Linked DNA regions of Homo sapiens: region 2 is linked to region 1. A link is an interaction called in ENCODE POLR2A ChIA-PET data of the cell type or tissue named here. Cell type or tissue: MCF 10A. All regions are shown on one strand. Links, peaks and the distances in the headings refer to the core of each region. The heading gives the core; the rest is flanking DNA. Region 1 overlaps LOC124900404 (a long non-coding RNA gene). Region 2 overlaps LOC124900404 (a long non-coding RNA gene).

The links. ChIA-PET counts read pairs that join two places held together with the same protein. Peaks named below come from ENCODE experiments on the same cell type or tissue, not always from the same donor. Only the 100,000 strongest peaks of a DNase experiment are listed, where the experiment ranks them.
Region 2: POLR2A ChIA-PET joins it to region 1 with 5 read pairs; 2 of 35 experiments call an interaction of 5 or more read pairs at or near these places.

Annotation. Positions count from the first base shown.
Region 1 is chr1:98,152,188-98,157,579 of GRCh38, reverse strand. The region is part of intron 1 of LOC124900404 (a long non-coding RNA gene); the gene reads right to left. Among named protein-coding and RNA genes, the nearest start is that of LINC01776, 56 kb to the left of the region's middle. In MCF 10A, for the core only: no CTCF peak of the experiment used is centred there; no DNase peak of the experiment used is centred there.
Region 2 is chr1:98,102,008-98,107,399 of GRCh38, reverse strand. The region is part of intron 1 of LOC124900404 (a long non-coding RNA gene); the gene reads right to left. Among named protein-coding and RNA genes, the nearest start is that of MIR137HG, 55 kb to the right of the region's middle. In MCF 10A, for the core only: no CTCF peak of the experiment used is centred there; a DNase peak (open chromatin) is centred at 2,889.

The DNA of each region.
Region 1 (5,392 bases), core at 66-5,065:
CATTAGTGTCTACAATTTCCTGTGTTTTTAAACTTTAATGAATGTACACCCTGTTGTTGTAATGTTTTCTATCATTTAAAAGAAAAATAAAATAAAAAGCACTTTTTTGTGCTGTTAACCATTTGTGACAACGGTTACAAATGCAAACTGTAAAACTTGTAGAAGTTCTCATAGTATTTCTGATCACTCAAAGGTGATAAAAAAGATTTTTTAAAATTAAGTATTAGTATATTCTAGTTTTCAATTAACTTTTCACTGAAGTACTAGGGAAACAGCTAATCAGGAGCTGAGTTGGGTAATTTGATGGAAAACTACGCACAAAGATTATTCACCTTCGAATATCTCTAATATTTTTTCTTACATTTCCTTGTGTTTCTGTTTTCTGGTTCCAGCCTAACATTTTTTTACAAAAACATCTGTATTAAGTTATTTTATCATTGTCATAGTACCTGTATTACATTTCCTCTATCTGTGACTTATGATGCTATGACAACACCAAGAGAGTGAAAGCAGTTCATCAAACCTAAAACTTAGCCTGTTTTGCAATGGTGAGACCATTATATATTTTACTGGAGGTTTGCATTTTATTAGCCTTTAGCCATTAAAGTATACTCATTTAAAATGCACTTTTGATATTTTTCCACCCGTGTGAGTGATCAGGCTTTCCACCTGAGGTCACTTTTCAAACCACACAGGTGGAAGCCCTGTGCAGAAAATGGGCTTGCTGAGATGAACAGGCAGATTATACTACAGCACCACTGAAGTGATTGGAATTCTCAGGATGGGGTATTAGAGAGGCAGAAGCTGTGTAAAAGGAGAGGCTGACAAGTCTCACTGAAGCTTTCCCATGAGACACTAATTGAGGACTGAGTGGGTCCTTTAGCTGAGAACTAAGACAAGAAAACATAAGAACTTCCAGGGTTTCTATCACTTTGGGTTTTACATTTAAATCTTTAATCCATCCTGAATTAATTTTCGTATATGGTGTAAGGAAGAGGGTCTAGTTTCAATCATCTGTGTATGGCTAGCCAGTTATCCCAGCACCATTTATTGAATAGGGAGTCATTTCCTTATTGCCTGTTTTTGTCAGCTTTGTCGAAGTTCAGATAGTTGTAGGTTGCAGCCTTATTTCTAGATTCTCTATTCTGTTCCATTGGTCTACATGTCTGTTACTGTACCAGTGCCATGCTGTTTTGGTTACTGTAGCGCTGTAGTATAGTTTGAAGTTGGGTAATGCCTATAGCTTTGTTCTTTTTGCTTAGGATTGCTTTGCTATTCGGGCTCTTTCTTGCTTCCATATGAATTTTAAAATAGTTTTTTTTTCTAGTTTTATGAAAAATGTCATTGTCATTGGTAGTTTCATAGGAAAAGCACTGAATCTATAAATTGCTTTAGGCAGTATGGCCACATTAACTAATTCTTTCTATCCATGAAAATGGAATGTTTTTCCATTTGTTTGTGTCATCTCTGATTTCTTTGAGTAGTGTTTTGTAGTTTTCCTTGTAGAGACCTTTTACCTCCCTGGTTAGCAGTATTCCTATGTATTGTGTGTGTGTGTCTGTATGTGTGAATTGTGAATGGAACTGCATTCCTTATTTGGCTCTAGGCCTGACTGTTGGTGTATAGAAATGCTAGTGATTTTTGCAAATTGATTTTGTATCCTAAGACTTTGCTGAAGTTGTTTATCAGCTTAAGGAGCTTCTGGGCCGAAACTATGGGGTTTTCTAGATATAGGATCATGTCATCTGCAAACAGGGATAATTTGACTTCCTCACTTCCTATTTGGATGCCCTTTATTTCTTTCTCTTGACTGATTGCTCTGTCCAGGACTTCCAATGCTATGTTGAATGTGAGTGGTGAGAGAGGGTATCTTTGTCTTGTGCCGGTTTTCAAAGGGAATGCTTCCAGCTTTTGCCCATTCAGTATGATGTTGGCTGTGGGTTTGTTATAGATGACTCATTATTTTGAGGTATGTTCCTTCATTACCTAGTTTATTGACAGTTCTTAAAATGAAGGGATGTTGAATTTTATCAAAAGTCTTTTCTGCATCTATTGAGATAATCATGTGGTTTTTGTCTTTAGTTCTATTTATGTGATAAATCACATCTATCGATTTGTGTACATTGAAGCAACCTTGCATCCCAGGGATAAAGCCTACTTGATCATGATGGATAAGCTTTTTAATGTGCTTCTGGGTTTGGTTTGCTAGTATTTTGTTGAAGATTTCTGCATCGATGTTCATCAAAGATATTGACCTGAAGTTTTCTTTATTTGTTGTGTCTCTGTCAGGTTTTGGTATCAGGATGATGCTGGCCTCCTAGAATGAGTTAAAGAGGAGTCCCTCCTCCTCAATTTTTTGTAATAGTTTCAGCAGGAATGGTACCAGTTCTTCTTTGTACCTCTGGTGGAATTCAGCCATGAATCCATCTGGTCCTGGGATTTTTTTGGTTGGTAGGCTAGTTATTACTCATTCAATTTCAGAGCTCATTATTGGTCTGCTAAGGGATTTAATTTCTTCCTTCAGTCTTGGGAGGGTGTATGTGTGCAAGAGTTTATCCATTTCTTCTAAATTTTCTACTTTATGTGCATACAGGTGTTCATAATATTCTCTGATGGTTATTTGCATTTCTGTGGTGTCAGTGGTAATACCCCCCTTGTCATTTCCAATTGTGTTTATTTGGATTATCTCTCTTTTCTTTTTTATTTGTAAAACCCAAAACTGTAAAAACCCTGGAAGACAACATAGGCAATACCATTCTGAACATAGGAACAGGCAAATATTTTATGACGAAGATGCCAAAAGCAATTACAACAAAAGCAAAAATTGACAAACGGTATCTGATTAAACTAAAGAGCTTCTGCACAGCAAAAGAAACTATCAACAGAGTGAACAGACAACCTATAGAATGGGAGAAAATTTTTGCAAACTATGCATCTGACAAAGGTCTAATATCAAATATCTATAAAGAACTTATTTTTACAAGAAGAAAGCAAACAACACTATTAAAAGTGGGCATGTAAGTCTTTAATCCATCTTGAATTAATTTTTGTCTAAGGTGTAAGGAAGGGATCCAATTTCAGCTTTCTACATATAGCTAGCCAGTTTTCCCAGCACCATTTATTAAATAGGGAATCCTTTCCCCATTGCTTGTTTTTGTCAGGTTTGTCAAAGATCAGATAGTTGTAGATATGTGGCATTATTTCTGAGGGCTCTGTTCTGTTCCATTGGTCTGTATCTCTGTTTTGGTACCAGTACCATGCTGTTTTGGTTACTGTAGCCTTGTAGGATAGTTTGAAGTCAGGTAGCATGATGCCTCCAGCTTTGTTCTTTTGGCTTAGGATTGACTTGGCAATGCGGGCTCTTTTTTGGTTCCATATGAACTTTAAAGTAGTTTTTTCCAATTCTGTGAAGAAAGTCATTGGTAGCTTGATGGGGATGGCATTGAATCTATAAATTACCTTGCATGTTAGACCTAAAACCATAAGAATCCTAGAAGAAAACCTAAGCAATACCATTCAGGACATAGGCATGGGCAAGGACTTCATGTCTAAAACACCAAAAGCAATGGCAACAAAAGCCAAAATTGACAAATGGGATCTAATTAAACTAAAGAGCTTCTGCACAGCAAAAGTAACTACCATCAGAGTGAACAGGCAACCTACAGAATGGAAGAAAATTTTTGCAATCTACTCATCTGACAAAGGGCTAATATCCAGAATCTACAATGAACTCCAACAAATTTACAAGAAAAAAACAAACAACCCCATCAAAAAGTGGGCAAAGGATACGAACAGACACTTCTCAAAAGAAGACATTTATGCAGCCAAAAAACACATGAAAAAATGCTCATCATCACTGGCCATCAGAGAAATGCAAATCAAAACCACAATCAGATACAATCTCACACCAGTTAGAATGGCAATCATTAAAAAGTCAGGAAACAACGGGTGCTAGAGAGGATGTGGAGAAATAGGAACAATTTTACACTGTTGGTGGGACTGTAAACTAGTTCAACCATTGTGGAAGTGAGTGTGGTGATTCCTCAGGGATCTAGAACTAGGAATACCATTTGACCCAGCCATCCCATTACTGGGTATATACCCAAAGGATTATAAATCATGCTGCTATAAAGACACATGCACACGTATGTTTATTGCGGCACTATTCACAATAGCAAAGACTTGAACCCAACCCAAATGTCCAACAATGATAAACTGGATTAAGAAAATGTGGCATGTATACACCGTGGAATACTATGCAGTCATAAAAAGTGATGAGTTCATGTCCTTTGTAGGGACATGGATGAAGCTGGAAGCCATCATTCTCAGCAAACTATCGCAAGGACAAAAACCCAAACACCGCATGTTCTCACTCATAGGTGGGAACTGAACAATGAGAACACATGGACACAGGAAGGAGAACATCACACACCGGGGACTGTTGTGGGGTGGGGGGAGAGGCGAGGGATAGCATTAGGAGATATACCTAATGCTAAATGACGAGTTAATGGGTGCAGCACCCCAACATGGCACATGTATACATATGTAACAAACCTGCACCTTGTGCACATGTACCCTAAATCTTAAAGTATAATAATAATAAAATAAAATAAAAACTGTAAATATAAAAAAAGTGGGCAAAAGACATGAACAAACACTTTACAAAAAAGACATTCATGTGTCCAACAAGCATATGAATAAAAGCTGAACATCACTGATCATTCGAGAAATGCAAATCAAAACAATAGCATACTGTCTTACACCAGTCAGAAAGGCTATTGTTAAAACGTCAAAAAATAGCAGATGCTTGTGAGATTGCAAAGAAAAAGGAACACTTATACAATGTTGGTGGCAGTGTAAATTAGTTCAATCATTGTGGAAGACAGTGCAGTGATTCCTCAAAGACCTAAAAACAGAAATACCAATATACCCAAAGGAATATAAACTGTTCTATCATAAAGACACATGCACATGTGTGTTCACTGCAGCCCTATTCTTGAACACGCCATTCACAACAGCAAAGACATGGAATCAATCTAAATTTTCATCAGTGGTAGACTGGATAAAAACAAATTTGGTACATATACACCATGGAATATTATGCAGCCATAAAAAGAATGAGATCATGTCCTCTGCAGGAACATAGATAGATCTAGAGGCCATTATTCTTACTAAACTAACGCAGGAACAGAAACCAAATACCACATGTTCTCACTTATAAGTGGGAGCTAAATGATGAGAACACATGGATAAATAAAGAAGAACAACACACTAGGGCTTATTGGAAGGTGGAGGGTGTGAGGAGGGAGAGGATCAGGAAGAATAACTAATGGGTACTAGGTTTAATACCTGGCTGATGAAATAATCTGGACAAAAATCTCCCATGACACAA
Region 2 (5,392 bases), core at 81-5,080, 50 kb after region 1:
AAAAGGTGGACATTCTAGGCAAAATCAATGGCATTCAGAGGAGACTGAAATGACAGATGGACTAGAATGTAGGGTAGAAGAGACAAGGACACCCCAAGATAAGAATGGAAAAGAAAAGTGGTGTCTAATCCAGAAGGGCCAGTTTGTAAGTCAAGCACTGGCCTTCACAATCTAAATTTTAAAACACCTAAAAACCATACCTTTTTGGGTCAAATAAAGAAAATGGGTTTGTTTTATTGTAAAATGAAGTGTAGAGAACACAAAGGTTGCCAGGCAATTGAAGATATGTCTTTCAAAAGTTAAGTTATACGAACTTTTTGCCTATGTGTTTACACAATTCAAAAAGAAATTACTAATAATTGGAACAGCTCTATAATGGAATGGAATGTCTTGTAAAGGAGGTAAGTTGTTACTTGCAGTATTATTCAAGCTGGTCTAGAAACTTACAAATTGAATTAACTGGGTAGGAATTTAGGTAATATGAACTTTAAGATATATATTATTTATTTAGGCTTCTACTATTCTTTCTATTAGTTTTGTTGCTGACATATTTGTGTCTTAGGTAGGAAGCTCCATTGTTCGTATAACACTGTCTCTTAAGATGCTGGGTCAATAGCAGCAGCAGCCAGTGAAACTACCACTCCTCTCTCTTTTAAGGAAAATATGTTTAGGTCTCAGAAAAGAATACAGATTTGCAATCAGGATTTTAGATCAAATATTACTCCAGTGATTTTTACCTTCATTGTATTTTAATAATCAACTCCTTTCTATCTTGCCATTTTCCATAATTATTCTAACTTTGAGGGAATAAAAATCCATATGTTGGTGCCTGTCCATAGTTACTTTTTCCACCACAAAGTAAGTTCCTTTATCCCCCTTCAATTTTTGTCCAGAGTTTCTTTTCACAAGCATATCAGCTAATGCTGCAACACTTTCTGTAGTTGTCAATCTTGGCTGAGTCCTCATCATGGTAATTACTTCATTTTCCTTAGCCAGCTCATAGTTCCCTCAGTGGATATTCCAAAACTTCTATCTCCCCAAGATGATTTCAAATCTTACCAGATTATCTTGCCTTCTACCTCACAGACAAGTGTGAAAGCATCTAGTACCCCTCATTTTCTTACCCCAACTTTTAAAATTATTTGTATTCATCTTCATTCTTCCTCTTTGCATTTTTGACTAGGCTATTCCCTTTAAATATGCTCTTAATTCCCTCCCATGTCCCATGTCATTATGAATCTTGAATCATTAACTAACATCTCCCTACTATATCTTCTCTTTCCTCTGGGTTGAGAAATACTCTAGCATTTTTTTTTCATTTTTATATAGATATCTTAATATGTTACCCATTATGAAGAGAATAGACTTGGAGATATAACAATACAGGTAAGGGACATTTATATTGCTTTGGGAAGAAATCATAAAGATATGAACAAGAAAACAGTAGTAGTGATAGGGAGGTTAGAAAAGTTCAATAAATAATTAGGAGATAAAGTCAGTATAGTGATTAATATTATTACACATTATAAGAAGTACATGCTGTCACTGCCACCGAAAGTGAATGGCTCCTACTAAAACCACTGATGCTAATTGTTTGAGATACCACCATACCCCCTGCAAGATTAATACTTCATTCTCTTTCATTCCTGAGTCACTAACTTCAGATTTAAAGTCTTATACTAGCACATCTGATTGGCCAAGGCAAGGTCATATATCTATTTTCGAGCTGCTTAGGAACATTGCCCCAGGAAAGCAAGTTATTTGGTATTATGAGCTTCTGTTTGGAAGAAAACGAGCTCACCATTTTGGGAGAGGGATTAGATCTCAGGGAGAAAATACAAATGTGAATTATACCCATGCCAGGGCTTTTTGAACATAAAGGTAATTTTTTCAATCAATTCCTATTCAGCAGATTTTCCAGTATTTTACCCTGTTTTAACCTCTTTATCTTTCTTCACCTTAAATATCTCCCAACATTTTAGTTATCCCCCAAGATTTAAACCAGTTACAGATTCAATAAAAATGCCTATCCTAACACAAGCCTCTGGTGAAATTGTGTAGGGCAGGGACCAGAGCAAAGGTCTGTGAAACACCAAGATAAAGACCTTCAAATTTGAAGCTAATCAGCTCCCACTGAGAGACCTGTTCAATGGGCTATAAAGATGCTTAACTGTGCTTTCCATTTTTTATGTTGTTCCTAATCACATAACCAGAATTCTTCTGACATGGTAGCCAACTATAATCTAAATGCACTATGTCCACAGTATTCTCTTGAATTACCAGGGTGGTAAAACTATCAAAAACGGGGAGGGGGTCATTTTATCTTGGTATTTTTTTTAATTGGTAAACCAAAGATGGAAAATAAGAATGAAAAGATGGAGAAATGTCTCCTGGGTGAAGTGGGAAATAAGAACAGTCCCAGAGGAGCTATTAAAGAACATTAGACTCTGAAAGAAATTGGGTAATCCACCAAAAGATAAGCAAGATGAGACTGTATGATTGATGATCTTTCAGTTTACCTATTGGTGAAAAGTGCTATGAAAGAGAATGTGTCAAATATAAAATGTGACTAGAAGCCATGCAACAAAATGTTCACCATAAATAATTGGCCCCAAACTTATTGCTTTGAAAACCAACAGGTGTCAATTAATTCATAACTTCAGAGAGGAACCCAGAACTGCTGGCAAAAGGCCCTATACCTTTAGAGTCACAATTTTTCCCAACCGGGGTCCCCTGCAGCTTCAGAACTGGCACACCAGGCAACAGCTCTGTAGCAAAAGGCTTTTTCAAACTGCATTTTTTTCAGCAGTTAAATCTGAGCTGTAACATTTGGCAGGTTTCCTTGCTAACATTTGGCAATAATTGTTTATCAAATGCTAACAAGGAATGCTGCCAAATGTAACAGCTCCGACTAAACCATCTAAAATATAATACTGAGGCAAAAGTCTACAGACATGTGCTCAATTCTTTCTGACTAATCCTAGAAATAGGATCCTGTGCCCTTGGTCATCAGACCATGCTGCACCACAGCAGGGAGGCACAAGGGACCAGATTCTCTTTCCTCTGCACGGTGTATTATTTCCCTTGATTTCCAAGTGAGCTTCTGAGAGAAAGTTGCCTGATAAACAGAGACAGAAATTTACAACAGGACATACAGTGTAACTTCATCAATTTGGATACAAATCTGTGAAATATCAGGCAGCAAAACAAAGGCAGAATTACCTTTGATGGACAAACCATGTTTCATTCGTATTAGTCCCCCGACTGTGCCTTGCTATCCACATTGATGGCGTCATTCCCGTGCCCATTCGTCTCTTCCTTCCAGCTCTTTGGCAGTCTAGGTCTAACCTCCCCTGCCTTTGCTGATGCAAATCTTTATAACTCTAGCTCAAATTCCACTTTCTGTAGGAAGACTTCCCTCTTCCACCTTCCCATTATTCTTGTCCTGCCTTCTTAAGTTACTTTTGTTTTAAACCTGTATTGCCTAAAGCCTTATTTGGCCCTTGATACTATTCCTTATTACTAGCATTGTTCCCCAGGCAGTTCAACTACCTTAAGTCCTTCCTTCCCCAATAAGCCTACTAACCCCTTGGGGGCAGGATCTGACTGCATAACTCACAGAATTTCTAACAAGAAACTGCATACAATACTGTACTTATGACTCTTTAGGGCACAAATTATAGATTTTCAAATGGTTTGTAAGTACTCATTTACATACTGATATCTGATATGCTAACTGGAAGGTATACTCAGTTATTCACCAAAATAGGTCATTTCAGATACTTTCCCAGGTAATTTTAGCTTATGTTAGCTAAATTTGAGTAGGTACATATGTTTGAAAGGAATCAAACTGCTTTTCTGCAGAATTCTAATTGAAAATTTTAAACATTCAGTAATCCTTTATTGAGTCTGAACTACGTGCTACTTTGCTAGGCTCTTGGAATACAAAAATGGGAAAGACACTGCCTTATTCTTCACTGCCCTACTCCCCTCCCCTCAAAAAAACATGCTGGAAAATGTCAAAATATTATTTAAATAACCAAAAATAACCCAATGTTATTTGAGGAATAAAAATAAATAACTCACCATTTTTAAATGTTGATTGAAGAAAATTTTCTTTAAAGATATCTCCTCTAGGCTTTTGAGAATATTTCTCATTTTATATAAATACATACTCACATCAGACATACATACAAGTCACACATAGTACTACAAGCCAAAGGATTTAAAAACTAATTCATGGGAGTAGAACAGTTAGAAAAAGCAAAATCAAGGTTCTCATCTCTACTATAAATACATGGCAAAAGTATTTCCAAATGCAAGATTTTGGTATCACAGGAAAAGTATCTAGATTCTAAGCACCCTCTGCTTTGCCATTTAACAGCCAAGAGTCATTAGATAATTTTATTAGGTTCTCAGATATTCAAATCCCTTATATAGAAAATGAGGATAACAATGCCTTCCTTGATTTATGTCAAAGGCCTCTGCCAAATACTCTCTCAGAGTCTACATATAAAATCAATGAATCACTTGTTTAGGAAACTTAGATAACAACAGTTACAAAGCAGTTAAGAGTAAACTAGAACACATGGTAATAATTTTAAGCTTTTAGATTTTTTACTTAAAATGCATAGTTCTACTCCAGTCTTAAATTGTGCCCAGGAATGCAATCAGATTCCCCTTAACTACGTAAACGGAGACACAGGTAGACTTTTCCTCATAATATTCCAAAAGATTGTTGGACATGAGTCATATAGAGTTACCAACAACAGGGATGTCTGCCCTGTGCCTTCCTCAACCTTAAGTCCCAGTGAGAAGGACCCAATATTTAAATGGTAACCAGGCAAAAGAGTGAAGCTTGCACAAAGATTTTCAGCCAATAAAGCACCAGATTTGGGCAAGTCTTCTTGGATAGGTGCCAACATAGACTAATTCATAAATTCGTCAGGGCTTGGGACTTCTCCCAGCTGTGCAAGTTAAACCTTTTTAGCGCCTCTCTATGCTATTCCTTCCTGCTGAACCTCACAACATCCAGCTGACATTCAGGCTGTGGAAAACTGTACTGCCTTTCCTGATGGAGGAGAATGGAGTTTGCGCTATCCCAAGGACACTGAGGATATGCCTTTTTGCTATAAAAAGAGGCCATCACAGCTTACACAGTGCCTCTGCTCAGAAGAACACCTCCTCATTATTTTTTCAACAGATGTCTTGGTGAAGCATATTTTACTATTTATGTTAGCCTCCTGTAAAACATCTGAGAAAATTCAGAATAACAATAAAAAAGATTGTGTTCACAAAATCAAGTAAATCCAATAATATTTCTGACAGAATTGATTACAATAATGTCAAACGCCCCTCTCCACTCTCTTTGAAAGTTATTTCAAACATAAAG